2 separate regions of the Mus musculus genome follow, and region 1 is linked to region 2. A link is a contact called in ENCODE Hi-C data. All regions are on one chromosome and are shown on one strand. The core of a region is the stretch at or near the end of the contact, and the rest is flanking DNA. Distances in the headings are between cores, read along the strand shown. Region 1 holds the start of B430209F14Rik (a long non-coding RNA gene). Region 2 holds the start of Naga (N-acetyl galactosaminidase, alpha).

Region 1 (2,700 bases), core at 44-2,543, about 17 Mb after region 2:
GTCAAAAAGGCGTGGCTGAATGTTTAGTTTCATAGTTATTGTATTATTGTTATTCTTTATTATTATTTGAGCAAAAGTCAGTACGAGTAGACCACGCCTGTGACCTCAACAGCACCTGGGAGTCAGAGGCAGGAAGACTTGCAGCTCAAGGTCATCTTAACTGGCCTTAGTGGTTTATTCCTGTGTATCCCAGCACTGGGAAGCCGGGGATTGCAGCTAATTTGTGCCCACCCTGGATATATAGTGTGATATCCTGTCTCAAAAACCAAAAGAAAAAGAAAGAAAGAAAGAAAGAAAGAAAGAAAGAAAGAAAGAAGAGAAGAGAGAAATAATATACAAAGTAGTACTTAATACTAGAGAGCTTTCTTTCTTTAGCTGTAATTCTCTCCCATCACCCCTCCGTGCCCGCCCCCCTACCCCACCCTACCTCACCCCAGAGCCTGTGTTATTTTGTCCCTAGAAATGAGCCATCCTTTCTAATATGGAATTCAGAAACTGTAAGGAGAAAGAATTGAGTTTAAAAACTAGCTCTTTGTGTGGGCTTGTATTTCTCCAGTCTTTTTTTTTTTTTTGGAGGGGGAGGGGTGATATCAAGTAAAAAATAACTGAGATGCCAAATTAAAAAGAGGAGCGTTTTATAATATAAAAGGAAACCATTTTGTGATGTTTTCATCCCCAGACAACTGTGCAGTGCCAGCCCTGCTGCAGTTTTATGTAGTTCCCTGAATTCTGTAAATAGCCCCTTCCGCAGCTGGGCTTCTGACTGTGGGAACTGTAGCTGCTCTCCCCAAGGCTGCTCAGCCAGAGACTGTGGTCCTTGCTCAATTGCCCCTTGGGACAAAAATGCCTTGCTTTCACTCCTAGGAAATAGATTACAGTGGCACTCTCTTGCTATGTAGAAAGGCTCCGTTGTCAGCAAGGAAGATCTCTATATAGTGAGTCTCCGAGCTGCGGACCACTGATAATTTGCAGGATGAAATTTTAGAGGAAAAGAGATATTTGTTTGGGCACCGAGCTAAAAATGTGGATTTTGACAGATGGCTTCCCTTTCAGTAGCAGAGTCTTGGTCGCCCGCAGCTCTGTTTGCGAGCCCTGTGGAGTCCATTCATTCCGGCTGGGCTCCCAAGGCGCAGGGCGCTGGTGTGGGAGGGAGAGCCTTGGGAACACAGCAGCTGCAGGTTGTGAGCTAACAATGGTGGCCATGAGTTCTTCTAGCCTGAGGTCCACAGCTCTGCCTTTCTTGTTTAAATTTATCGTAAAAGTCTTTTCTAAAGAAAAACAAAACAAAACAAATCAATATAACCCACAAACAAAGAATTGTCTACTTCTTGCATATTTCCTAGGAAAAACAACCCCCTCATCTTCATTATTTTATAGCAGAGGGAAGAGAGATGACTTGACTACCTCTAACATGTAAGTATATCAGCAAGAACAAGAACTAAATGGTGTCAGCGCTCTCTCAGAGAAGGCCACACCCATGTGCTCCGATATTGTTCTGATCACTTCTCTCTTAACTCTTATGTTTAGAATTGATAGTAATGAATAAATCCCAACTGTGCTTCATTAAAAAAAAAAAAAATTAAACAGCGGAGAGAACATAAGGATTGACAAATAGCTTGTTGAAAAGATCGTCACAATTAAAAACTATTTCATTTGTGCATGTATTGTGCAGGTGTGCATGTGTATTTGAGGGTGTGTGTGTGTGTGTGTGTGTGTGTGTGTGTGTATGTGTGTGTGTGTTTGTCTTTGGAGGCCAGAGGACAACTACAGGAGCAGATTCTCTTCTTTCACCGTGGGAGTTCCAGGGACAAACCTCACCTTCTCAGCCGTGGTAGCAAGTGCCTTTACCAGCTAAGCCTCCCCTCCTTCCATCAAATAATAATAATAATAATAATAATAATAAAGCATACACTACAGAGCCACGATGAAGTATAACACAATTTTTTTTCAAGTATGGCGATTCATTTCTATTTCTTGATAATACAAAAAGATGAGAAATGTCTTCTGTTCTTTTGTTTTACAGGGGATTAAAAGGAGGATTCTTTGTCACACCACTCAGAGCCATTCTGTCCCTTATGCAAATGAGAGGCTTTTTTTTCTCACCCCTTGAGCATAAATAACTTAAGATCTAGGTCAGAAATAGACTATTCGCTTAAACACCGAAATCCTACATATATGAATAGAGACCAGTAGGGGGATGTTAGTCCGTTCTTTTTGTCCCTTACCTGATTTAATAGAATACAAACTATGGGGGGAACAAAACCCCATATTTTTGTTTACATGTTGCTAGCTCTTAATTTTACTGTTAACCTCTTTACTTACATCAACAAGCAGGTATATAATAGTGCGTGCTGCTAACAGGTCCGTTCTGTGCACATAGATATTAGTAGAAAATCTTAATTAATGCCTGTGTAGTCTAATTATCTATTTGCAGGTTCAAACCTGGCCCTATACTTTATCATTTTATCCCTTCTTTCAAGCCTTGTGCATGCCAGGCAAGCGCTTTACCCCGGAGCTACATCCCAGCCCTGCATGGTGGCTCTTCTTAGCTCTGGATAGTCTTAGCGATCTCAAACATTCAGCTGTGAAAGGTTCTGTGGTTCACTAATGGCTCAGTATACCTGGAAGTTTCTGTGGTTCACTAATGGCTCAGTATACCTGGCTTCTGAAGTCAGAAACAACTGCTATAGACGTCTCTCT
Region 2 (2,700 bases), core at 48-2,547:
GGGAGGTGGATGGTGACTTGTAAATGGTTCCTACAGCACCCCACCCCCCAACCCCAGTCATCACCTCAACCCCTCCAGCCCTTCAGCCCTCCCCAGGTACAGGCCAGTAGGGTTAGAGTTGCCTCAGCCTGTGAGTGCAGTCTGGGGGGGGGGGTACATGGGGCAAAGTAATGTATTCAAAAAGCTGTTGCTACAGACTGGGAATCAATGGAACGGACCCCTGAAGTCATGTCCTTGATATACATGAGACCAGATGCCCTCTTCCCTCCCTCCCTACACAGAAATGACAGTTCATTGTGGACTCTGGGTTTCTGAGGCCTTGGAGTTTTTGCTCTCCACCTCAGAAAGCCTCAGAAGGGCCTAAAGGGGTTGGTCAGGGTGGACTTGTACCCAGCTGCTCACCTACACAAGCCCCTTCCTCTTGGCTTTCAGCTTCCTTATATATAAATTACCACACCCACATGACAGGGCTGCTACAGCCCGCCAGGATCGGGTAAGATAGGACCTATACACTGGAGCAGGGCTGAAAAAGGAAGTGGCCTCTTTGGAGGGGAAACGATTCTGAGGTGTGGGGCATCTCCTTGATTTTCCTGGCCCAGCTCCAAGGAGAGGCACACTTCTCCCCACATACCCCCATCAAGAAAGAGGAGGGCTGGGGCTTCCTCGCCACAGTCCTCCCCTGCAAAGCCACCTGAGTAGGTGAGGGTACCTGTCTTCTGCAACATTGCCTTGGAGTCAAATCTCAGGACCCACTCGAATCTGCTCTTAGCAGCTTTATATGCTGAACTGTGGAAGATAACAGATGTTATGTATCCCACCGGGCATAGTGGGACCCACCTTTAATCTCAGCACTCAGGAGGTAGAAGCAGGAGGATCTCTGAGTTCTGGGCCAGCCTGGTCCACATAGCCAGTTTCAGGCCAGCCAGGGCTACTAGGTAGAGAGACCCTATCTCCGAAAATAAAAGTTACGGATTCCACATTTGGTCCCAAGTCGCTTTCACTACCCTCACACACTCCTTCCCTACCCTTTACTTCCCGGAATCTAAGCTCTTCTTTTAGAACTACAAATAGTCTAGGACACTTTGCCCAAGAGCGGTTGTGACTGGTTCTAGGAATACCAGGAAGAAGGAAGGCTATAGGCCATGTCCGGTTCCAGGTCCCCGTGTGGGTTCAGATTCTCGGTTCTTAAACATCGCAGGCCCAGGGTCCCCCTTGATTCTTACCCTCGCGCTCGCTCAGTCCGCGGTAAGCCGTGAAAGCCCCCGTGGCGGCCGCTTGTACCTATAGCGACCCGGGAGGCGGAATGTCACGGGACAACCCTTCTTGAGCAACCAATCAGAATCCCCTAGCAACGCCGTGCCCTCCCTCTATGCCCCAGCTCCCAGCCTCCAAAAGCTCCGCCCATCTAAGCTCGCGTTCTGCGCGTTCCCGAGGCGCGCTCCCGTGGGAAGTCGGCTTGGGCGCCCTGTGCGCGCGCCGCTGTGCCTCGGGTCTGGTTGGAGTCCTCCGTCCTCCGCCCCAGAGGGCGGGGGTGGTGGCCCGCACTGCCCGTGCTCAGTAAGTAGCTGTGCAGTGAATTCCTACAGAGGGCGATACCTTGCTCTTTTTTTGTTTGTTTGTTTGTTTGTTTGTTTGTTTTATTTTGTTTTGTTTCTTCGAGACAGGGTTTCTCTGTGTCCTGGAACTCATTCTCTAGACGAGGTTGGCCTCGAACTCAGAAATCCACCTGAAACCTTGCTCTTAACCACTCGAAAACGGTAGTGAAAGAGGCTGGGTGGGGTTTCAGCTCTCGAAAGGTCAGGAGGCTGCCCCCTCCACCTGACACCCAAGGGGTTGTTCGCCCACCCACTCCCCAAATGTATTTATTCATTACTTATTCATATGTTAAACACAGGCTAGGTGCCAACCACTATTTCTGGATGCCTTTACACCGATGATGATCATAGCTGTCCCCTCTCCGAATCTGTGCCATTTTCCTCCTATCAGGTAATGGCAAACCGACTTCTCTGCCAATCTTTTCTCTCAGCCTTTACATGCAATTGTCCAAAAATTGATTCCTGCCTTTAAATTCCACCTCTCATCCCACCCAGTAACGCTGGCCTCATTACATATTGCCTGGATGATTCGGAGACAGCCCTCAAGGGCCTCCTTTGTCCACCTTACTTCTCCAAGGCAGCCAAGGCAAACCTGAAAACTCAGCTCTGTGGGCTGGTAAGATGGCTCAGTGGTTAAGAGCACTTAGTGCTCTGGCAGAGCACGAGGGTCCGTCTCCAGACTCACATGCCAGGGGATCTGATGCCCTCTTCTGAACTCTGAGGCCACCAGGCATTCACATGGTGCACATACAGGCAGATAATCGGGCACACACTTAACCTAAAAAAACGAACCCAACCCAGCCCTGGTCTTGTCTCTCTGAAGTCTGTGTGATGGCTACTCTCTTAGTTTGGGGAAATGGTGTTTCTAAACCCCACCCTCTACCTTTTGACCCTATTCCCTGCCGTCATCTTCCTCATTGCCCTCCTTGTGGCCCCTCAAACACAGCCTTTGAACCAGCTGTGCCTTCTGCTTAGAATGCACTTCTAGATATGGGCATAGCCGACACCCTCATTTCCCTTAATTATATGTCCAAGTGAGGTCTACTCTGCCCATTCTTCTATTTAAAAACGGCAAGCTCTCCCCTCCCTCCTCAGGAAACTCATG

The links. Hi-C counts contacts between places; a loop is a spot of excess contacts on that map.
Region 1: a map of T-helper 1 cell shows a loop between it and region 2 (21-fold over the local background). The contact joins the promoter of B430209F14Rik here to the promoter of Naga in region 2. A Hi-C loop is called at or near these places in 2 of 37 maps with a recorded cell type or tissue (T-helper 1 cell and T-helper 17 cell).

What each region holds. Positions count from the first base shown.
Region 1 is chr15:98,954,040-98,956,739 of GRCm38, forward strand. It overlaps B430209F14Rik (a long non-coding RNA gene), which reads left to right and starts at 1,294. Exons shown (of 4, transcript XR_875650.3): 1 at 1,294-1,413.
Region 2 is chr15:82,337,529-82,340,228 of GRCm38, forward strand. Naga (N-acetyl galactosaminidase, alpha) reads right to left here and starts at 1,298. Exons shown (of 10, transcript NM_008669.4): 1 at 1,224-1,298; 2 at 710-786. The coding sequence starts at 725. It also overlaps a transcript of Pheta2 not described here.